6 separate regions of the Homo sapiens genome follow, and all the other regions are linked to region 1. The links are chromatin contacts, found by Hi-C or POLR2A ChIA-PET in ENCODE. All regions are on one chromosome and are shown on one strand. Each heading gives the region's core, a stretch centred on a gene start or an enhancer-like site at or near the end of the contact. The rest is flanking DNA. Distances are from core to core; before and after follow the strand shown. Region 1 overlaps SHROOM3 (shroom family member 3). Region 2 overlaps SCARB2 (scavenger receptor class B member 2). Region 3 overlaps FAM47E-STBD1 (FAM47E-STBD1 readthrough). Region 4 holds the start of CCNG2 (cyclin G2). Region 5 overlaps SEPTIN11 (septin 11). Region 6 holds the start of SEPTIN11 (septin 11).

Region 1 (3,576 bases), core at 696-3,195:
TCGATTCTAATGTGATGCATTATTTCTGAAAGCAGTCTTAAGACAGGAACTAAAGGGCAGTGTGATTTTACAGAGAACATCTTTAATAGTGGCTGGGAGTTTACACATACACACACTTGATATGTGTAACTATTTCAGGTCATTCTTTCGTCTTGTGGAGGAAGGGACAGACAAGGAGAACGGAGGTACCAGTTGAGCAAACTAACCCCCAGCTCATGCAGAGAGACATTAGCATAATTTTGTATTGTTGCTGAAATTTCTTCATGTCTTACTTTTGATCCCATGAGACAAGTTGTTTGCTTCCATCTAAAAATATCGGATGATGCCTCTACATTGCAGATACAAGTTAAAAGTGTTTTTCCAGAATCTATGTTACAAAGGAAGCCCAGGGACCTCTGGTCATAGTGATGAATTTCACTGGTGTAACATCCATGCTGTGTGGGAGGTGAGATTTGGACCCAAACTGTGTTTTTAATCACCAATTTACAGTGATGTTTCACACAGAAGTAGAGGGATCTGTTCCACCCTTATGAGATTTCACCTGACCCAGAGCACTTAGAAAACAAGATAAAGCAGCAGCAGGAGAGGAGGCCTTATCTGTTCTGCCCACAGAGCTCCTGGCTGTGTTCTCCAGCTAATACTTCTTACTCCCCCCCACGCGCAATGGCAGCGGCAATGTGCGTTATAAACTGCAAGGGCTGACCACTTCTTCAAAGCTTAAGTTCTGGACATCACCTCCCTCTCCCCCAAACAAGATTGCCACAGGACACGAGGACACAGAACAAACCATATTAACCTCTCTGCTTCCAATGCCTAGCAACAATGTTTGTGGTTACCCCATGACTGTGTGACAGCTGTGTATGTGTTGATACCTGCTTGTGATACCATAGGTAAAACAAAATACAATTTTAAGGAGGATAATACTTTATGGCAGGGAGGAGCCTGTCCATGAAGGTTTCAGTAAAGAGGTTTATTCAGTGGTTGCCATGGCTGCTAATGCTCCTGCATTCTGTCAGGATATAAGAGCACAGACAAGTAAAGGTAAATGTGGTATCAGCTGTTTGGTAAGGGAGGTTTCTATTTCCTACCTAGTGAGGTCTTCTCTGTGTCTATATGCATATTTATTACCTTAAATATAGAACCTGGACATTTAACAACAGGGATTCTGCTTGAATGAGAATAAAGCCAATTTCAAACCTTACTGTTACTTTCATCTCTGGAGGTGACACGTGAGAGCAATTAAGAGAGGACTCTGAGGGGAAAAAATTCCTACCTCCGTTGAAAGAGGCTGGAAGAACCTTTGAAGAAAGATGAAACTTAAACTAGCACCATCCCTTCCTTTAGAATATTAACTGGACGCCTATATCATAAATGCAAAACAAATGCAAATGGATATATTTTCTAAAATTCCAAAGTTTGCAAAGCTGAATCCAAAATCTCTCGAAATTACAGTCATGACGACCGAAAGAATCACGTCTCTTGTCTAATCAGAGACGATGCTTATGGAAACAAAAACAGGCCCGGAAGGAAGGCTTCAGCGGCATTCACCACCACCTGCATCTCTGCTGTGACTTACACTGAGAAGAGGGCATGCTGAGAAAAAGGATGGTTATTTTCCTTGTAATGCGAGCTTTTTTTTTTTTTTTTTAGCTGTGAACTTTTTACCTTGCTTCATTCATGCTTCATTTGATCAATTACTAACTGTATAGCCTCTGAAAAGCGAGCGCGGGCTTCTTAAAGTTGATATTTTGCTTTTGGATTCCTCTGCATTTTACAACGGGGGGAGGTTAATTAAGGCACCTTTCTGATTGAATGGGCAGAGGGACTGAGGGTGTGTGCTTCGGTCCGGTCCCCTTAATACCGTAAGGACCCAAGGACCGCGGAGGGGCGAGTGGAGCGCGACGCTTCCACCCCAGAATCCGTTTTCAAACCTTAGGGAGCCTTCTTTGCCATTGAAATGCAAATCCGGTCCTGAGCTCCCGGGCCAATCCGGGAGGCTTCCTGTGGGATTACCTGGTGGCGAGCGAGCGCCGAGCCAGCGCCGAGCCAGCGCGGCCCCTCGGGTGCGGCGGGCGCGGGGTGGACTGAGCGGGCCCGGGCGGGACGAGAGGTGGGCGAGCGCCCCGCACCCTCGGCGCGCCGCGCGGGATCAGCGTCCTCCAGCCGCGCTGCCCCGGCCCACCGTGCAGCTGTAGCCGCGGCGCGGTGGCGCGGTGGCGCAGGGCGCTGCTGGGCCGCCCATTGTTGAGCGCGTTGGGCCCCGCCGGCGATGCCGCGCGCCGCCTCCTCGGAGCGGCGGCGAAGTTTGAACTTGGCGTCGGCCTGGAGCCCCGAGCAGCCCGGGGGCGGCGGCCGCGAGGCGAGCGGCGATGGTGAGTGAGGAGGGCGGCTGGGCACGGAGAGGGAGGCGGGGGCCGGCCGGCTGCTTTCTGGAGCGCGTCTATTTCGGGCTCTGCGGCGACTCTGGAAAGCCCTGTCTGGAGGATGGCTCCCAGGGGCTTTCACGGCCAGCACCCCGGCTGATGGGGGCAGGTGGCGTGCTCCGAGGGTCTCCTGACACTCCTAGGCCTTGGCTTTTTATCAGAGAGGCAGTAGCTGCCACTCCAAGAGGAAAATAATTGTTGATTATTGACAGCATGAAAACTTTTCGGAAGAAATGATCTGTGAAATATTTTAATTTTGATAAATTGCTTCCCACCAGGGCCCCTGCTGAGTTGAGAACTCCTTGCCTTTCTTAATTTTACTGGATTTGTTTCTGTAGGAAAGGCTCCTGAAGTGCGTTGAGGGGCACGCCTACCCCCAACCCCCACTTGCTCCAGATCTTAAGACAGTTACTTAAATAGTGTGTTCCTTGTGCTGCAGCAACACTTAAATCATGAAAATGAAATTCTACCTGACGCTCGCTTTACTCCGAATTGCCAGAGGAATAAAACTTTTGCTGGTGGGGGAGGGGAGTGGTTACAAAATTTCAACACCTGGAGCACTCTCTGGGGGTGGGATGTATTTCTCTTCCTCTAGGATGTATTTTGGCATTACCTTTTTCCCCTCTCCCTTTAAATAGTAGTGTTGTTGTGGCGCACTGTGTGCACGGGAGCTTCTGCACTGGGAGCAAATGGGTGCCCTGCATGCGGGTCATCTCCATGGAGAGATTGCTGTGATATCGGGGGGTGCAACAGGAAGTCCTAGCACAGAGGCTGCCAGAGAGAGTTCTGTGCATTTTCTGTTTTTAATTAGTTGTTTTAAAGCCTAGTTAAATGTCCGTTTCCAGTTAAAAGCACCCTGGTCGGATATATGGCTAGATCTTTCCCCCAAAAAATTTCACCAGAAGTTGGTTTACATTTTAAATTTATTTTGATGGTTACCTTTTTTTTTCTGATTATAAAAATATTACACAATCGTTGCAGAAAAGGTGTAATATACAGAGAAAGAAATAAACTCTTATAACAACATCTATGTTTTGTTTGCTAAGACCTAGTTTTTCACAGAATCCTAGTCATTTGAAAACTTTTCAGCTATGGACTTTTTTTTTTCTCCATTGCTAACAATCCTGGTTTAGGAACTAAAGCTAGGAATTGA
Region 2 (3,698 bases), core at 596-3,095, 490 kb before region 1:
CTGTAGCATGTTATGGATAGACCCTAAGGCAAGGAGAAGGAATGGACACAAAGAGAACTCACTTCATCTTGGCTTTCCTCTGTTCTAGCAAAACAAAGGCGAGCCTGATGCTGCCTCAGCTGCGGTCTGCTCTGCTGCAAAGGCCCAGGAGCAGCCGCCCCCACTCTCGACTCCACCGCACTTCTCTTCCTATTACTGTCAGGACAGTTGAGTGAGCACTCTGTATTCCTGCCTAATTTTTCCTGACAAGCATCATAGTGTGTGAAGTTTCCAGTGAGAAAGGACTTGAGATCTCATTTATTTGTTCATGTGAAGAAAATCACCTCAGAATTAGGAACCCTGAAAGAATCAGCAAACATAAATGAACAGATGGCTAACCTCCCTGGTTTATCTTGCTGGGCTGGCATCCAGCTTTTAGGCAACCATAAATCCAAAGACAAGTGGAAGGGTTTCCAGAAAGAAGGGGTTACCAGAAAGAAGGGTAAACCTGGCTGTTCTGACATGCGTAAACAGTGTGACTTGAACTTGTTCCTCCAACTTTCAGGATAGAAATAAACATTTAGTACATTTGACTTCTTAATGAAACAAAGCAAATGAAAAACAAGAACAATAAAAACTGTCCTTGGCAGCATGCCAGAGTCATAACCAACCCAGACCATGTTACAGCTGGGGCTTCTCCTCTGTCTCCCTCCACCCCCACAGCCCTTCTCTGCCTGGCCACTTCTTAGTTGAGTCACCAGCACTCAGACAAATCCTCATAGCCCCTTTTACTCCCTTCAAATCTTGCCCTCAAGAGTGGTGGCTTTTCCTGCTGCTTTCATATGTCTCTTTTCCTCCACCTTACAAGTTGGATGTTTGTCAGGAAACCCTCTGTCAATCCCAGAGTAGATCACGTGCTGGAGAGTGAGTGAGTGTGTGTGTGTGTGTGTGTGTGTGTGTGTGTGCTCATGCGAATGCACTAAGTAGGAAGAGAGATGGGGAATGAGAGAACAGAGGGAAGTTGTAAATACAGCTGCTAACATTTCTAAAACAGTGTGTCTTTATTTTTATTTTCTCACTTTCAGCTCAGAGAATGGCAGTTACTATTCAGTTACCATTACTGCCACGCCAGCTGCAATCTACTGTGAGTCTGCTAAAGTCAGGTGCTATGCTAGGGGCTTTATAATGTACCTTATCTCTGAGTTTTACACTGACACTACAAAATAAAAATCCCCATTTTGCAGACAAAGAAATGGTGGCACTGGCTGTCCCAAGTCACAAAGCCAGTAAATGAAATCAAATCTGACCAAGTCCAGGAGTGCAGATTTACTCACCCATCCAGCAGCTGCCACCCCATGGCACCCTGAGGGTAGAGTTGCCAGATTTAGCAAATAAAACCTGGGATACCCAGTTAAATTTGTATTTCAGATAAACAACAAATAATTTTATAATATAATTATGTCCCAAATATTGCATGGGCTACATCAAAAATGTTTTTATTCATAGGAGATGCATGCTGAAGGATTTAGGAACAAAGTGTGTGATATCTACAACTTACTTCAAATAATTCAAGAAAAAGTGCATCAGAGAGATAAATATGGCAGGACATTAACAACTGATACATCGGACTGAACCGAAATATCACACGAGACAGACTCATACTAAAATGTTATTTGTTATCTGAAATTCAAATTTAACTGGTTGTCCTGTATTTTATTTTATTTGGCAACTCTAGCCCAGAGGGACAGTGAAACTATGGAGAAGCCATAAGTTGGACTCTGAACTCTCAGGGTTTCCTCGAGTGTTACCCGTGCCATCTGGAGGAAAGGAAACTAGGGCAGCTGCGTGAGGTCACTGTCAGCTCCTAGTAAGGAGCCCACAGGTGAGGAACCGAAAAAGGGAGAGTTCAACTCTAGAGTTTCCAGGCAGCCGCGCAGCCCCAGTATGCTAATGGGTCCAAAGAAAGCACCTCAACCTCCTGCCACAAGATGGCCCAGAGAGGGCTCTGTTTTGACTTAAACTTTTAATTTCTGCCCCTTCTATTTCTGATCCTCAGGGCATTCAAGTGTGCACTCCCAGGAGCTTGCTCGGCAAAGGAAGGCCTGAGAAACTAACAAATAATAACCTCAGCCTCAAGACCGCGGACTGTCTGGCACAGGAAGTTATTCATTCCGCCAGATACAACGAGCTAGTGTCCCCCTCAAAGGCGCCCTTTGCCAGTCTGAACAGAAAGCCATGGCTTGGGAACAACTGATCTTCCTCACCGAGGGTTCTGCTGTGGTGATGACAGCCACCAGACAAACCTTGTAATCAGCTGAGTCTTCTTAGTTACACTAAATGAAAAAGCAACATAAGGCCTTAAATCAGTTTTACAGTGTGACTCTGGATATTAAGAGTGGCACTGTGGAGTCACAATATAACTGTTGCTTATTAGTTTTAACCAAGACGAACATAATGAATTTTTCCACGCACAATACTGTGGCACTACCACTAAAACAAAATACTGGAAAATTATCAAGTTCTATGGTGAATTCACAGTGTCAACAGCTAAATTAATAATTGGACTAAAAAACATACTTTTCAGTTAATCACCCAATATGTACCTACTGAGAGCTTTCTATGTGCCCGGACTATGCCCTGCAAACAGGCATAGGCCCTGTCTGTAAGAAGAAATTTAGCTAAGGACACAAAACCAACATGCATGTAACAGGGAGTGAAAAATTATGTGCAAGACTCAGTAATTCAGCCTAACAAACAGCTTATGCCTGAAATTATTTAGATCCTTCCAGTAGCATGGATCTGTGATAAAATTCCCCCATCTAAACATCTCACAGGCTGCTCCAAGACAACATGACCAAAATGGACTCATGATTTTCTCCCCTAGTTGATCACTAAGTCCTGCTGATTTCACCTCCTCCTCTTCCCCATTTCTACCCCAAGGCACATTTCATCATTGGCTTGGACTGTGACAATACTGTATGTAGGCTCCTAACTGGTCTCCCTCTCTCCAGCCTTTTTCCTTTCAAATGCTTCATCCATCTCAGGCTTCAGAGAAGCCTGTCAAAAGTGCCTAAGGGAACAGATACTCCACCCCTGCTCAAAGGATAAAGTCCACAGTCCTTGACCTGTTGTGATCTGATGCAACTGCGTCACCTGTCGCTGTCTTTTCCTGGTAGGCACTTTATGCACCAGTAACACGCAACCATCTACTGTTACCTAGCACCCACCACACAAGTTCTCAGCCAGTGCCTTGGCCTGAGTCACTCACCGCCCTTCACCCAGAAGTCTCTGCAGGGCCCTTATCACCTGGTTCACTTCTACTTGGGCTTCAGGGCTCAATTCAGAAGTGCCATCTCTCAGAAGGCCCCTCTGAACTATGTGTTTTCTCTCTGCTTTCATGAAACTTCACAAGTTTTATAAGGAAAATGTGTTCATTAGTCTTTAGTGTCAGATTGGGTCTGATACTAAGAACTGTATCTTTTTCATGGATCCCCAGCACATAACATGGTTTCTGGCACAGAAGGGACACAATAAATAATTAATGAAGAAACAGATGATACCGCAGCGTAGAGCACAACGCTGTGCCAGGCATTCATCTTCTGCTGTTTACCCAGTTCTTCTTGGTAAAATCTTCAATGTGGCAAAATGCCGCATATTCTAAATAATATGTAAGAAAGGTGATCTGAATAAATAAAAAGTCTGAATTTCAGTACTGCAGA
Region 3 (3,389 bases), core at 542-3,041, 390 kb before region 1:
TTATTCATTCACTCAATAAATACATATTTTGAGCCTCTACCGTGTAGGACACTAGGCACCCTATAGGTCACTGGGAGAAAACTATAAATTCCCTGCCCTTGTGAGCTTACAATCCAGTGAGGGAAACACACCTTTAATCAAAGAAGATAATATGGAGAGTGACATGGGCAATTAATGGGGTGCAGGGATGGAGAACAGCAGGGGGCAGGCCTGCGGAAGTGAGGGCAAGGGCCAACTTTGGTTGGGGAGGATCTCTCTGAGGAGAAATTTGGCTTACATTCTCTCTAGTAACAGTGTGCACCTGGTGGGAATTGGGAGTCTTTCACTCATGATTACAATTATTTGAATTGTATCTAATTGTGTGAGGAGCTGGAGTGCATGGCGTGGTCCGGCAGGTCTGACTGGAGGAAGCAGAGATTGCCAATGGCACCCATGGGCTCTTCCCTTTTCTGTGTGCCGGGCCCGCTGCCCCTGCCCTGGACTCTCCCTGACTCCACCCTTCAAAACTTGCCTGTTCTCCTCTTCCTTCCTCCCTCATATTTCCCTCCATTCTTCCTCACTTCCTCTTTAAGCCTGCAAGGTTTGAGTTCACCTTACTCCTTAGTCTCTTTGCTACTTACAGTGAGGCCAACAGACCAGTATCAACTGGCAGCTTGTTAGGAAAGCAGAATCCAGACCCCACCCTGGACCTCTTTGTTTATTTATTCATTCTCCTTTTATCCCAACTCCTATTCCTATACTTTTGCCCACCAAACCACTTCCTTTAATGTGTTAAGAATTGTTCCTAAATATGCATGTATCTTTGAAGCCTCAGTAGTGCTATTTTGAGTGTTTATGTATTTTCAACTTGCATAAATATTATTGTACTGTAAGTCATTGTTTCTTGCCTTTCTAGTCACCATTATGTATTTAAGATTTAATTACATTATGTCTAGATCTTGTTCATTGTTCTAACTACCGCATAGTATTTCATAGGCATCTATCGCATTTTATTTAGTTATTACCCTATGATGAACAGCCAGGGGCTTTGAACTTGCCGTTGGCCCAAGTAACACTGTATGTCCCTTATAGTCTTGTGCACATTTTTCCCTGGGCCTACATGTTGAGGAGTGGGATTGCACAGCCATTGGCTATGTGCATACTTAGCTTCACAACACTCTTCCAGAGTGTTTGTACCTGTTGGCTCTCCCAACAGCAGCACCACACAACTTCTTTCTAATATTTGTCTCTCTGATGGATGTAAAATGGCATATCATTGTTTTAATTTGCATTTTTCTGACTATCAATGAGTTTAAGCATTTTTTGTGTCTAATTTTATTCAGCCAAAAATTATTGTGCCTATTATGTTCCAGTCATTGTTCTGGGCACTGAGGAAAGAGCGTCCCTCGTCCATTTTTATATTGGATCTTGCGTCTTTTTCTTGCCAATTTGTACGAGTTCATTGTAGAGCTAGGTATTAATCTCTTATCAGTTTTAGACAACACAAATATCTTCCCCCAGTTTGGCTCTATCTGGTAACTGTTTATGGCACCCTTCATTGACCAGATAGCATCATTTTAATGAAGTCAAAATGTTTTTGGCCTCCTATGTTAGGCAATGTCACATTGCCAGTTTCCTGGATTTTGTTCTATTCATAGTTTTACCATTTACATTTAGGACTTTATTTCATCTGGAGTTCAGCATTTATGTGGTACAAAGTAGTAATCCAGCTTTATTTTTCTGTAGATAGTGAGCTAGTTGTCTAACACAGATCTCCCTTTTCTAAAGTTTTAATGACTTAGCATGACTGATGTCAGCCTTGAGTCTATTCTGGAACTAAGATGAGTCAGAGGTTTGCAAACAGTTTCAGTTAGAAAATGTCTCTGTGAAACCTGAAACTGGGCAGCTCCAATGTGACTGCTTTGCAGAGAGGTTGTACTTGTGGTTAATGTTATGTGGCTCCCCAGGAGCCAGAGGTCTGACAGCAATGGACAGGTGCTGAGGGTGATAAGTGCATTCCCCTAATGGAGAGAGGGGTTGCAGAGTTATTACAGATCAAGAACAAGTCTGAGAGTCACCACAAACACTGAAACACAACCATAAGGGTTCTCTAGTATAACACATCCAAATTTGCACACTCACTTCTAAAATCTATGCTTTGAAATTTGAACATAGTTTAAGAATCATCAGACTTCAGTGTAGCTAGGGTTTCAGAGCAGGTCCTGGGGATCAGAACACCGGGTTCAAATCCTAGCTCAGTCACTCATTAACTGTATGACCTTGACCAGATTACTTCCCTCCAAGCATTCCATTTATAAGGATGAGATAATCTTTATAAAGCACTTAGCCTGGTGCCTGCATATTTTAGTTATTCAATAAACAAAAACAATAAAAAGAAGGCCTATTAGATGATAGCCTTGACATTCCAGGGAATAGAAAGATGTCCAAGCTGTGACCAGCAAGGGATTTATGATCTAAACTAGGGATGAGACAAACCTCAAAGATACTGATACCATAAGAGAAAACCTGGTGTGATCGAAAGGATCCCATTAGGAATAACAAATCCCAAGGGTTCTACGCTCTCTGTGCCAGCAACAAAAGGACAAGACCAAATCTCTTTCTTATTATACCCCACTGTGGAGAGGCAACAGGACTATGCAGAGACACCTCTTCTACTGGCCATGTCTTCTCCCAGTGGTCATTATCTACTTTCTCTGCTTTTCTTAAAACTCCAGCCAGATTTTCTTTCTCCCACTCAGCTGATAACCTCATTGACTACTTCCTTTGTGGCACAAAATGTCTCTTATTTTCATTCTTTTCTTTTTTTCATGCCCTTCTAATCTCTTTCCTTCATTGAAGGCCAATTCTTCCACTGGCATTCCTGACCCATCTCCCTCTTGTGCCTTATGAAAGTCCAATGAAAAAATATTTCCTCTGCTTCTCATGTCTTCAAGCTCAGTCTCCACTGGCTCTTTCCTGCTCCCAATCGTGCTTAAATCTCTCTTGGTTTATAGGAACTGCCCTGAGTCCTGGTCTATTTCTTTTCTTTTTCTTTTTGGGGGGGGGGGGTTGGTGGAAGGTGGGGGGGGGGGGTCTCCCTGTGTTGCCCAGGTTGGTCTCGAACTCCTGTCCTCAAGAGATCCTCCCACCTCGGCCTCCCAAAGTGCTGGGTATCCTGTTCTATTCTTAAGCAACCCTTCAATTTCTCTCCAACCTATTGCCTCCACGTTTCTCAAGAGAGAGATAACTCAATGCTGGACTTCTTATCCTTTCACAACATTTATATCTTAGCATTCTGAAATCCAACTTCCACCCCCACAAACACTCCAGAGCTACTGATGGCCTCTTATGTGCCAATTGCAACCATTTTCCCTTCAGTTCTCTATCAACTTCAGTTCTGCAAAGCAATG
Region 4 (3,697 bases), core at 412-2,911, 470 kb after region 1:
GATAAAACAAGCATTGGATAAAATTATGTAGCCTGTAAATCATTTAAAACTGGTGTGCTAATTTTATCTTATTTTCCAAAACCCTCACCAAGCTCACACCTCTCTGAAATAAGTGTTAGCTTTTTGGGCTGCCTTCCCCCAGTTGCTCTGTGCTCCAAACAGATGCCTGTGTTTAGTCCGAGCTAATATGCAAAGGGACCTAGTTTTAAAATTCCTTAGCTGCTCCGCAAAGAAGAGCGCTGCCAAAGCTATGTTGTGTGCCTTCCCATATTTCACAAGTAACAAAATAATTCACAGAAAACACATAGAAGAACAGAAAGGAGAAATCTCTTCCCAGGGACTATCTGATTATGTAGATTAGAACTCACGAATATGGTATTTTCTAATTTAGGAGGGAGAGAGTAAACAAATAAATGTTCCAGGGCAGTCAACCACATGCCCCATTGATATTCCGTGTGAAAGTGTCTCTGGCCTAAGGCACCTGGTTTGTTTGCTTTTTGTCCCGTCCTGGGAGACGTGTCGCCTATAATAACAACGCTAATTATAATGAACAATAAATGATAATTTATGGGTTACCAAGGACCAAGAAGCTCTGGGAGTCTTCATTAAAACAACAGCACTACAACCTCTGGAGGTACGCCGTAATTATTAGATGTTTACGTACCCTCATCAGCGTGCTAAGTTTTTATTGAAAAGCCCCTCCTTCAGTCCCTCCTGAATTTTTTTAAATTATGGAAAAATTCCAAGACACAGAACTAGAAAGAATACTGTAATGCAGCCTCGAGTACCCATCACCCAGCTTCGACCCTCAACTTTTTGCCTATCTTATTTCACCTCTCTTCTCCATTTTTTTTTCTCTTGGACTGTAAAATTTTAAAGCAAATACCCAAACTTGTAGCATTTATTGAATATTTTAGTAAACGCCCCGACAATGTTATAATAATTTGGTGGGTTATTGCAAAATGGAACGCCAAGACAAAATAAAGAAGGAATGTAGAAAACTCTCCCGTGGCTGAAAAGGCTGTCACAAAGGTTAGCTGTTAGGAGAAGCGCCGCGAGCGTGACATTCCCCCAAGAAAGGCGGAGGCAGCCAGGCGAGAAGGCACAGCCCCGCAGGGCAGGTAACTGAATACCTTCTCCGCTGCACACCCAGGCATGCGCAATCCAGACCCTGGAGTTGCTAAGGCCCCAAGGCAGAGAGAGGCTCAGGCTACGGAGAAAGCCAATCAGAGGGCTCCAAGACTGATAAGTTAGCCAATCCAGATTCGAGGGTGAATCAGGTCCTCAGCATGCCCATCGCCCCACCCGCATCCAATCAGAGAGCCGGCTACTTTGGGCGGACTTTTCAAAACAGCGAAAACAAAACAAATCGGGGACCTTTAAAAGGCGTAATGAGACCAGAAACGATCTCCTTCCGCCCCTCTGTCTTCCCCCGTTCCCCAACGCAGATCAATCGCGGAATAAGCCCGACGCCCAGATTCCGCTCTCCGCCCTAGCGCCAGGCGGGAGGACTGGCTCGGCAAAGCCAAGGAGAGCTAGGGAGGCCGCGAGAGAGGCTCGAGACGGCAGCTTAGGGGCGGGACTCTTTTTTAAAGTCCGTGGAGGAAGTGCAGGATCCCTCCGCGGGGAGTCACGTGCCCCGCCCCCTTGGGGGCGTCGAAACTCTTAACAAAAACAAGGGGCTCGGGGAGGTTTCCGCTGAGGCGGCGGGGGTGCGGCGGTGGGCTGGTCTTCCGCGGCCGGCGTTGCGCCGCGGCGGAGGGTGGGCGCGCGGGGAGCGGGATGGAGCCGGGGCTGTGAGGCCGAGGCGGCGGTGCCTGGGAGGAAGGGTCGGATGCCGGACCGGGGGCACCGCTGAGGCGGTGGGTCCCCGACCTGCGAGACAGGTTTGGAAGCCCCCGCTGCGCCCAGTCCGTGCGGACCGCGAGGCCGCGGGCGGGTGGAGGCGCGTCTCCGGCACGGTGAGTGGACCCGCCCAGGGCCGCCGTGGGTTTCTTTGTTCGTGGTGGGGACTGTGGGCTTTGAGGAGGTTGGTACCATGCGAGTGCCTCGGTGCTGCCTGCTCCTCATCCGCTGGAGCGACCAGGGTGCTGCCCTCAGCCCCAGCCCCGGGGGGAGCTGGCGCCCGCGATGGACAGATAGATGCTCGTGGGGTGGAAGGAGGTTGCGACTAGGTTAAGGGCAGTCTCCGCCTCGGTGCCCCCCGCCCCCGCTCGTGTTGTCACGGGGACTTGCTGGCGTGGTGCTTCTCGAATTGACAGCCCCGGGGCTCTGCAGAGTTGTGGGGCCCCGGCATCAGTGGGTGGACGGGTGTTGTCCCTACGGGCGCGGGGCGGGCGGGCTGGACTGGACTTCTCTCCCCGGACCGTAGCCGGGTGTGCCGCGCCACCCCAGGGCTCCTGGGACGGGGGTATCCGCCTCTCGGGTAAGTCCGGAATCGGCGCTGCAGCAGCGGACGGGAAAAGCTGGGGGCGGGACTCTCCGAGAGGGGCTTCTGCAGCTGGGCGCCCCGGGCGGGCGGGGCTCGGGAGTCTCCTCCCTCCGCTTCTTTGTTCAGTCGCGAGACTCTCCCTCCCCTCCCCCCTATTGTGCAACACCCCATCCCCGGGACCCGCTGCAGTCGCTCGCCACACTGCAGTCCCCTGGGCAGAAGGCCCTCCCTGGCGCGACTTCAGGTGGGGCAGACCGAGGGGACGCCGGCGCCCGCGGACAGTTTCCTGTTTGTGAAACGCCAAGAGGCCAGGGCTGGCCGGTCTTACCCAGCGCTGGCCGGCGGACCTGACCACGGCTCCTCCCCCTGCCACACCTCCCTGGCCGTGGTGGGGATTGCCCTGGGGCTCTGGCGGACGTGACTGGTCCCTTCACCCGCTCCTTGTCGGGGTGTGCTGGGGCGACCCTTGCTGGAGGTACTGGCCTCAGCCCTTTCTCCCGCTTCCCCACCCCTCTTACCCCCAGATTACATTCTCTGTGTGGTGTCTTTACTGCAGATGAAGGATTTGGGGGCAGAGCACTTGGCAGGTCATGAAGGGGTCCAACTTCTCGGGTTGTTGAACGTCTACCTGGAACAAGAAGAGAGATTCCAACCTCGAGAAAAAGGGCTGAGTTTGATTGAGGCTACCCCGGAGGTAAGTTGGCAGAAAAGATAACTTGCTCAAGCAGCTGATGGGGCTTGGAGGAGGTAACCCCCCCGCCCCCGTTGAATCATGACTAAAGCCTGCAAAATTTCTTAAAAGTTGTTCTTTCTGGAGTACCAAGATAAACCTTATTACAGGTTAATGCTTTTGTTTCTTAGCAAGAATGAGAGTGATACTTTAGAGAAGTGGGGTTTTTTGTTGTTGTTTTTAATGTGGCACCCTCCTCGCTGCCCCCCATACTCCAGCCTGCAGCTTCAGGATGGGAGACCCCGGGTGAATTGAGTAGTTCATTTGTGCAAACACCCTCTGCCTGTGAAATACATATTTATAGTAGAATCTTAAATGACTTTAGAAAAGCAAACAAAAGAACCCTTTCTCTCCATTCCAAGGGAATTGAATTATATTTGCTATAACTCTCTGAAATCTTGCAACAGTTCACCTTATATTGAATTGCTGAAGCTCTTTTATGATGCGTATTTTTAAGAAGCAGTGATTTACGTCTTACAGATGATAAAGTGTATAGCTTTAGTTAAGCGATACCACTCTTTCCACCTATATTCTTG
Region 5 (3,232 bases), core at 701-3,200, 290 kb after region 1:
TTGTAACCTCCGCCTCCTGGGTTGAAGCGATTCTCCCACCTCAGCCTCCTTAGTAGCTGGGATTACAGGCGGGTGCCACCATGCCTGGCTAATTTTTGTATTTTTAGTAGATACGGGGTTTCACCATGTTGGCCAGGCTGGTGTCAAACTCCTGGCCTCTAGTGATTGCCTGCCTCAGCCTCCCAAAGTGTTGGGATTACAGGCATAAGCCACCACCCCCGGCCCAGATCTTATTTCATCTTACCATAACCTAGGGCAAAACTGACCTGCTTTAAGAGAGTTTTACATTTTTGCTCTGGTCCACATTCATCTCCATTGTCTAACCCTGTAATCTTTGTAGTATATTTCATCATGAAACATTTCAAAATCATCTTCCATTTTACCTCAATAACTTATCTCCCTAATAAGACTCAAATTCCTTAAGAATCTTTTGTATTTCCTAGAATTCTTGTTACAAACACAACACCTAAACATTTGCAGTTTACTTTCATTTTTGGAAGGCTTCCTCCAAAGGCTAGCTAGTTTGTGGTTAGCTGCCCTTATCAGATTCAGTGTAAAAGGTTTGCCTTGGTAGCCTGAGAGGGATCTAGTTTACCATGCTTTTACTAATATCTATCTTTTTTCTCCTGGAGACAGTTGTGTGTTTTTTTTGTTGTTTTTTGTTTTTGTTTTTTTTTTAGCTGGGGAAATGCCAATATTCATTATTATATCTTATCCTAAAGTTACACAGGAGAAATAGGGATGTTGAAATAATGTATACTTTGGTAGGCAGAATCCGAAAATGGCCCCAAGATCCCAGCCCCCTGGTGTACACGCTCTGCATAATCCCCAGAACTTGTGAATATCACTCCCACAGGTAGGTTATGGCACAGCTGTCGTTTAGAAATGGAGATTGACCTGGGTGGACCTTACCTCATTAAGCAGTCCCTTAAAAGGGACCAGACTGTTCCTGAAGAAGGATATTTGACATGTGAGAGGGACACAGGGAGATTTTTCATTGCTGACTTTGAAGACAGAGGTGACCTCGTGGCTTGGAACCGTCAGTGACTTTTTGGAGCTGAGTGCAGCCTCTGACAGCGAGTAAGGAGAGAAGGCCCTCAGTCCTACAGCTGCAAGGAATTGAGTCTGCCCACATCTGGAATGAGCTTGGAAGAGGGTATTTCCCCAGAGCCTTGAGAGGACAACCTCCTTAGCTTGGCCCACACTTTGATTTCAGCCGTGTGATAACCCAGGCAGAAAGTCCAGCTACACCATGCCCAAAGTTGTGACCTATGAAACTGACTGCTAATAAATGGATGTTGTTTCAAGCCACTAAATTTGTGATAATTTGTTATATGGCAGTAGAAAACTAGCACATGCCCCACATTTATGTAAACAACCCCTATTCCATCCTGATATTGTTTTATCCAGGGTTGAGATTAAGACACAGTAGAACTCTTAGAGGCCAGGTGTGGTGGCTCATGCCCGTAATCCCAGCACTTTGGGAGGCCGAGGCAGGCAGATCACAAGGTCAGGAGTTCAAAACCAGCCTGGCCAACGTGGTGAAACCCCGTGTCTACTAAAAATACAAAAATTAGCTGGGCGTGGTGGCAGGTGCCTGTAATCCCAGCTACTCGGAAGCTGAGGCAGGAGAATTGCTTGAACCCTGGAGGCGGAGGTTGCATTGAGCCGAGATCGCGCTATTGCACTCCAGCCTAGGCGACAGAGCAAGACTCCATTTCAGGGAAAAAAAGAAAAGAAAAAAAGAACTCTTAGGAAGACTTGAGGATTTTGGCCATAATTGTTTAGTAATATTTGTAGAGCAAGACCAGATGTTAATTGGTATGTTTATTTCCTCAATATGTATCATGGTTTTGGTCATTTCTGGTATAATTCCTCAATTTTCAGGTGCTGGAAATGTGTCACTGGACTCAGATGTTCTAGGTCAGCCTGGATTAGGAACTGAACATGCCTTGGGAGGAGAAAGCAGCCAGGTTGTGACTAGGGGAAACAGCCCTGGTGCTTTTGTTCATGACTTGCTTGGAACTGGATTGGATTTTTTTTTTTTCTTCTCTCACAGAGACTGCCATCACATGGCCATTACTGTAACTGAAAATCCCCTGCCTTTTCAGAAAGGCACAGAAATATATGGTATCTTTCAGAAAGGAAGTGGCTAATTTATATCCGGTGATAGAAATGGTGGCATCGGGAAGGAAGCGTCCCATCCATATTTCATTATTTGCTGATGAATGCATTCAGTGAATAGAAATAGATGAACTGAGCCACAATATTTCTCAAACAGGAAATACTGAGGAATAGATGTGTGAATATGAGTAGCACAGGACATAAAAAGTTGAGGAAAAAACTTCCAACTGCTTTGAGCCTCTTAATTCTATTTGACCTCCTATTCGTCACTGTTTTGAAGATATTCCATAGGATAAAGACAGGGCAGGAGGGACAAAAATGACCCAAATAAACAACAGTGAGACAAGTGGGTGGTTTTATGCTCTGCAAGAGACGTGATATGTCTTAAATGGAACTGGGTTGTTTGGGACCCACTGGACAGCAAGAGGGTTTTGAAATGGTTTATGACCTCTTCCCCACTTCCCCGCTTGCTTTGCTCATTAGTGTTCCTAGGTGGCTGCTGGGTGACGGGCTTTTCATCATCTCTGATGTGGGCCAGTGCGAAAGAGCAGCTGCAACATCTGTTTCTAATTGGGTCGTGCCTTTATAAATACTTCTTGCCTATTTGTCACATTGCTTCCCTCCCACCCTGTCTTCCTTGGAGTACTGCAGAATCTGTAAGCGTCCCTGGAATGCACACGTGGACCTTGTCATTCCCAAACAGACTTTCTGCTGGTCAGCACTTTGTAATGTTCGGCTGTTACAGGCATTAGTCACTTGTGCTCAGAGAGAGACTGTGGTCTTTGGAAACTGAAGAAAATGTCTTTTTTGTTGTTGTTAATTCTTGGCATCCAGTTAGATTTAACTTCTCAAGAGTTTACACAGACTTTTAGAAAAACATTCTGTCTCTAAGAAAAAAGTGCTCTAGCTTTGTACAGTTTTTGGATTTTCACACTTGGTGGTTGTTTGCTGAAATGCTGTTTTGCTAGTGATTCCCCTCCTCCCCCTATCTGGGGTTGTAAGCAGCTCTGGGGCTCTGTTCACTTCGGATACCTGTTTCTGGGGACTGCTTTTCAACAGCGTTTTTCCTAAGGGCATATGAGAAATTTAATTTCTGATGGAATGAAGG
Region 6 (3,568 bases), core at 702-3,201, 260 kb after region 1:
AACCTCCGCCTCCAGAGTTCAAGCGACTCTCCCACCTCAGCCTCTATAGTAGCTGGGACTACAGGCAAGCGCCACCATGCCTGGCTAATTTTTGCATTTTTTTAGAGCCAAGGTTTCACCATGTTGGCCCACCTCAGCCTCCCAAGGTGCTGGGATTACAGGCGTGAGCCACCGCGCCCGGCCCATTTATGTGTAATCTTAATTCAACACTTATTGAGCGCCTACTGTATGTTTGGCATAAAATGGTGGTCCCTAATTTCAAAAGATTTGGAGTCTAGAGGGCAGAAATTGAAGAGGTTGGTGCTCTGCACGTCTGAGTCCGCCCACAGACTGAATAAATAAGCTCTGCGTCGGCGCCCCTCACCTTTCTTTCATGGCCAGACTTTTCTCTGGCGGTTCCACAGCTGTCCTGACAGTGGAATTCAGACGGGGTGACCAAGCCCCTAGCCCACCTACCAGCGAAATCCAGCATCAGTTCCAGGGCAGCCGGACCCGCGCCCGGGGACGACTGACCCTTAGCCCAAGGCTGCGGGGGCGTCGGAGTCCTGAAGCGCAGGCGAGGCAGGGCCAGCGGGACAGGGAGACTCAAGGCCCCAGGGGATCTGGGCGTTTGAAGACTCAGGTCAGACTCTGAGGCGCCCGTCTAAAGAGACCGGTTGTCTTTTCCCTAATTCAGGAGGCCAGGCTGTCCCTTGGGGCGTCGTACCGAGGGCAGATCACAGCCCTTCCCTCCTCACCACACTCCCTGTGCTTCCACCCAGCTGGTTCCCCGCCCTGTCCATCGCTGTCCTCAATCGCTTGTTGTCGTGGGCCCCCCTCTCCGGCCCACGTGGGGCCGCAGGGATCCACAGCTCATCTGACACACCTCGCTGCCCTGCACGCACCGGGACCCCTCCATTCCGCCGGCCCCTCAGACACGCAGTAACACCCCAACATCTGCTGGGAAAAAAATCTTCCCCACGGCGGAGGAGTTCTCAGTCCCACGCGCCCAGAGTCGCACCCACTCGAGCCACCCGCCTGTTGCCGTCGCCACGCCCTCCAGCCGCAGCCCCAGCGCGCATTCCTACGGGTCGCCGGGTCTGTCGCCAGCGATCGAATGAAGTCGGCTGATCCCCCACGTGTGGCTGCTCCAGTGACACCCAGGGGAGGCCTCGGTCCTTACCCCTAGAGCAACCAATGGCTGCCTTAATTCTTCAGCGGGGGCGTTCTTTTTCTTCCTCCCAAGCAGGCGGCCGTTGGGTCGGCCGAAGGCAGCAGCGACTACTACGGCTCTTCCTCTCCAATGGGATCCCCTGTCTGCCCGCGCGCCACAGTGACAGCTTCCAGATGCCTGTCTTTAGTCTCCCTTCTCAAGGGAAGCGGTGGGCGACCGAGGTGCGGCCTGGAGGGCCCCCATGTGGGAAGGGAAGACTTGCGGAAGGGCAATTCTTCCAGTGCGGAGACGAGGAGGCCAGCCCAGCCGCACTTCGGTCGCCCACCGCTCCGCCTGGTGGTCCGCAGCCCCTTCCAGGCCGGCTTCTCCGGGTGGGGCGTGCTAGTCCGGGGCTAACTTTCCGCCACGTGCTGTCCCTGCGACCCGTCTCCCCCGGTCGCCCTTCCTTCTCCCGGCGGCCGCTGGAGCTGCCCGCTTCGTGGAGCCGGTGGCAGGCCCCGGGGCTGGGAGCTCGCGCCCAGGCTTTTACTCAGATTCCAGCACCTGATGGAGCAGGGGGTGGCGGCCAGCGCACAGGCTGTCGGCATCTCATGGCAGCGGAGACGGTCGTTTGGGGACGGAGGGGCGAGCCCCGCGGCCGGGGCCAGTGGAGCTGGGCTCGGAGCCCGCCCACCATCCTCCCGCCCACCACCGCGGCCGGGCGCGCAGGCTCACACCCCTTCCTGGGGAAGCGAATGGTCCCTTCCAGGCGGGTGGCCATGTTGCTCTAATAAAGCGGGAGGGGCGGCGGCGTGGGGGGAGCAGATGCCGCTGGCTGCCAGCGGGACGCCGGCGAGCAGAGCGCAGCCGCGAGGGAGGCGCGAGGGAGGCGAGCCGGAGCCCGAGCACTAGCAGCAGCCGGAGTCGGCGTAAAGCACCCGGGCGCAGCCGGAGCCGGTGCCGCAGCTGCGATGGCCGTGGCCGTGGGGAGACCGTCTGTGAGTGCTGGGGCCTCGCCTGCTGCTCCTCGGGCGCCGGGTGGTCTCTGCTCTGGGGCGGGTGCGGTGAGGACCACAGGGGAGCCGGGCGGGTGCTCGGCCCCGCGGCGGCGGCGACGGCTGTGGGTGTGTGCACGAATTTGGGCGCGCGTCTGGGGTCGGGGTTAGGAGCCCAGGGGCTCAGTTACGTGATGCAACAGTGGATCGCCTCGTCGCGCCCCTCTTCTGGGAATGCGAAAGAAAAAGGACCCCTCTCCTGTTCCCTTTAAAATAATTCTTTGAGGCGCGGCGTGTCTCAGCCGCCTCCCTCTGCCCGCGCACCTCTTCCCTCGTGACAGCCAGAAGGGCGCCGGGTTCGGGGCTTTCCTCCAGTCTCCCCCGCGCCGAGGGGGCGCTCAGGGCATGGGAATTGCGAGCTGAAGTGCTGCGTGTGGCACTGCTGTAGAAGCAGGTCAGAGGGGTGGGATTTCCGTGGTGGCCTCCCCAGCGCATTGTGAGATCCCGGACACCCTCGGGCATCCACCCGGCTGAGCGGGCCCTGCCCAGGATGTGGACAAAGCCCCAGATAACACACACAAAGTTTTCTGGAGGCTCCCTTGTGGTGTGGGTGGAAGGACTGAAATGTTCTGCGGCTGAAAGGCCGGGGGCGGCGGGCTGAGGAGGCTGGGACGCGAGGAAGAGGAAGGGCGGGCGGGTGCGTGAAGAATCGAGTGCCCCACGGCGGGAGGGAGGAGAGTAGGAGGGAGGAGATACCTTTGCCCCGAGTGTGTGGGCCAAGGCGCCGCGCCTACTGGGTTGCAAGACTCGGTCCGCGCCCCGGGGCCGGGCCGGAGGGGAGCGGGACTCCGAGGGTGCGGTTCAGTGGCCGCTCCGCATCCCCAAGTGAAAGGCGGAGGAAGGGGCGGCGGCGGCCTTTCCTTTTTTTTGAAAGGAGCGGAGCTGGGTGGGAAAGGCGGAGTCCTCCTGTTTTCCCTTTCCCCTTTTCATCGTCGATGTTCACAGTCCACTCGCCTTACTGGCTTTGGGGGCGCCTCGGGCGATGTCTTTCCCTGTCTATCACCTCCTCTTCCCTTTTTCTTCTTCCCTTTCCCACAGCTGTGCAGCTGCAGGTGGTGGCTCGGGAGATTTTGTAGTTACAGACGAAAGACTTACTGAGATACTGGAAGCTCGGAAATCCCAGAAATGCAAGGCTGTGCTCTCAGGCTCCCGGCTCTTCCCCCTCTCCCCGCCTAACTCCTCCCCAGATACGCGCGCCTTTTGCACCCTACCCCCTCGGGAGAAGTTCATGGGTCCCTTTGCGGATTCTAATTCGATTTGGTGGTTCGGCTGCCCGCGGTGCTTTCAAAGACGTTTTCTGCAGTCAGAAAACACAGCGGTCATATCGAATCATGACTGTCTTTTAGGCCTTTTCAACTCTACGATTTAATGACATGGCTCT

What was found. A loop is a pair of places that touch in the nucleus more often than their neighbours do. ChIA-PET counts read pairs that join two places held with the same protein, here RNA polymerase II (POLR2A). Pooled maps may share reads with other maps.
Region 2: a map with no recorded cell type shows a loop between it and region 1 (3-fold over the local background). The contact joins two enhancer-like sites. A Hi-C loop is called at or near these places in 4 of 37 single-sample maps with no recorded cell type and 4 of 50 pooled maps.
Region 3: a loop to region 1 is called in a pooled map, with 4 times the contacts of the local background. The contact joins two enhancer-like sites. A Hi-C loop is called at or near these places in 3 of 37 single-sample maps with no recorded cell type and 3 of 50 pooled maps. POLR2A ChIA-PET finds 5 or more read pairs at or near these places in 1 of 52 experiments (WTC11).
Region 4: a loop to region 1 is called in a pooled map, with 2.8 times the contacts of the local background. The contact joins the promoter of CCNG2 here to the enhancer-like site in region 1. A Hi-C loop is called at or near these places in 2 of 37 single-sample maps with no recorded cell type and 4 of 50 pooled maps. POLR2A ChIA-PET finds 5 or more read pairs at or near these places in 3 of 52 experiments (GM12878, WTC11 and activated naive CD8-positive, alpha-beta T cell).
Region 5: a loop to region 1 is called in a pooled map, with 3 times the contacts of the local background. The contact joins two enhancer-like sites. A Hi-C loop is called at or near these places in 1 of 37 single-sample maps with no recorded cell type and 2 of 50 pooled maps. POLR2A ChIA-PET finds 5 or more read pairs at or near these places in 2 of 52 experiments (BJ and activated naive CD8-positive, alpha-beta T cell).
Region 6: a map of IMR-90 shows a loop between it and region 1 (3-fold over the local background). The contact joins the promoter of SEPTIN11 here to the enhancer-like site in region 1. A Hi-C loop is called at or near these places in 2 of 168 maps with a recorded cell type or tissue (IMR-90 and chondrocyte), 3 of 37 single-sample maps with no recorded cell type and 8 of 50 pooled maps. POLR2A ChIA-PET finds 5 or more read pairs at or near these places in 3 of 52 experiments (MCF 10A, Panc1 and WTC11).

What each region holds. Positions count from the first base shown.
Region 1 is chr4:76,687,331-76,690,906 of GRCh38, forward strand. All of the region lies in intron 2 of SHROOM3 (shroom family member 3), which reads left to right. Among named protein-coding and RNA genes, the nearest start is that of SHROOM3-AS1, 110 kb to the right of the region's middle. RefSeq lists an enhancer at 1,731-2,253 and a silencer at 2,167-2,346. Within about 2 kb of position 1,946, at least 21 of the 41 ENCODE cell types and tissues checked have a DNase peak (open chromatin) inside an H3K27ac peak, as active enhancers do.
Region 2 is chr4:76,197,931-76,201,628 of GRCh38, forward strand. All of the region lies in intron 1 of SCARB2 (scavenger receptor class B member 2), which reads right to left. Among named protein-coding and RNA genes, the nearest start is that of SCARB2, 14 kb to the right of the region's middle. RefSeq lists enhancers at 1,911-2,100, 2,121-2,180. Within about 2 kb of position 1,846, at least 15 of the 41 ENCODE cell types and tissues checked have a DNase peak (open chromatin) inside an H3K27ac peak, as active enhancers do.
Region 3 is chr4:76,299,705-76,303,093 of GRCh38, forward strand. All of the region lies in intron 6 of FAM47E-STBD1 (FAM47E-STBD1 readthrough), which reads left to right. Among named protein-coding and RNA genes, the nearest start is that of STBD1, 5.3 kb to the right of the region's middle. RefSeq lists an enhancer at 1,706-1,850 and a cis regulatory region at 1,773-1,783. Within about 2 kb of position 1,792, at least 11 of the 41 ENCODE cell types and tissues checked have a DNase peak (open chromatin) inside an H3K27ac peak, as active enhancers do.
Region 4 is chr4:77,155,546-77,159,242 of GRCh38, forward strand. It overlaps CCNG2 (cyclin G2), which reads left to right and starts at 1,662. Exons shown (of 8, transcript NM_004354.3): 1 at 1,662-1,961; 2 at 2,988-3,125. The coding sequence starts at 2,988. It overlaps LOC101928864 (a long non-coding RNA gene), which reads right to left and starts at 2,519. Exons shown (of 2, transcript XR_244659.5): 1 at 1-2,519. RefSeq lists silencers at 1,221-1,340, 1,761-1,830, 1,861-1,970.
Region 5 is chr4:76,982,286-76,985,517 of GRCh38, forward strand. All of the region lies in intron 1 of SEPTIN11 (septin 11), which reads left to right. Among named protein-coding and RNA genes, the nearest start is that of SEPTIN11, 34 kb to the left of the region's middle. Within about 2 kb of position 1,951, at least 20 of the 41 ENCODE cell types and tissues checked have a DNase peak (open chromatin) inside an H3K27ac peak, as active enhancers do.
Region 6 is chr4:76,947,801-76,951,368 of GRCh38, forward strand. SEPTIN11 (septin 11) reads left to right here and starts at 1,952. Exons shown (of 10, transcript NM_018243.4): 1 at 1,952-2,130. The coding sequence starts at 2,104. LOC105377294 (a long non-coding RNA gene) reads right to left here and starts at 1,765. Exons shown (of 3, transcript XR_001741739.2): 1 at 1,163-1,765. RefSeq lists an enhancer at 737-816 and silencers at 1,727-1,906, 1,937-2,246.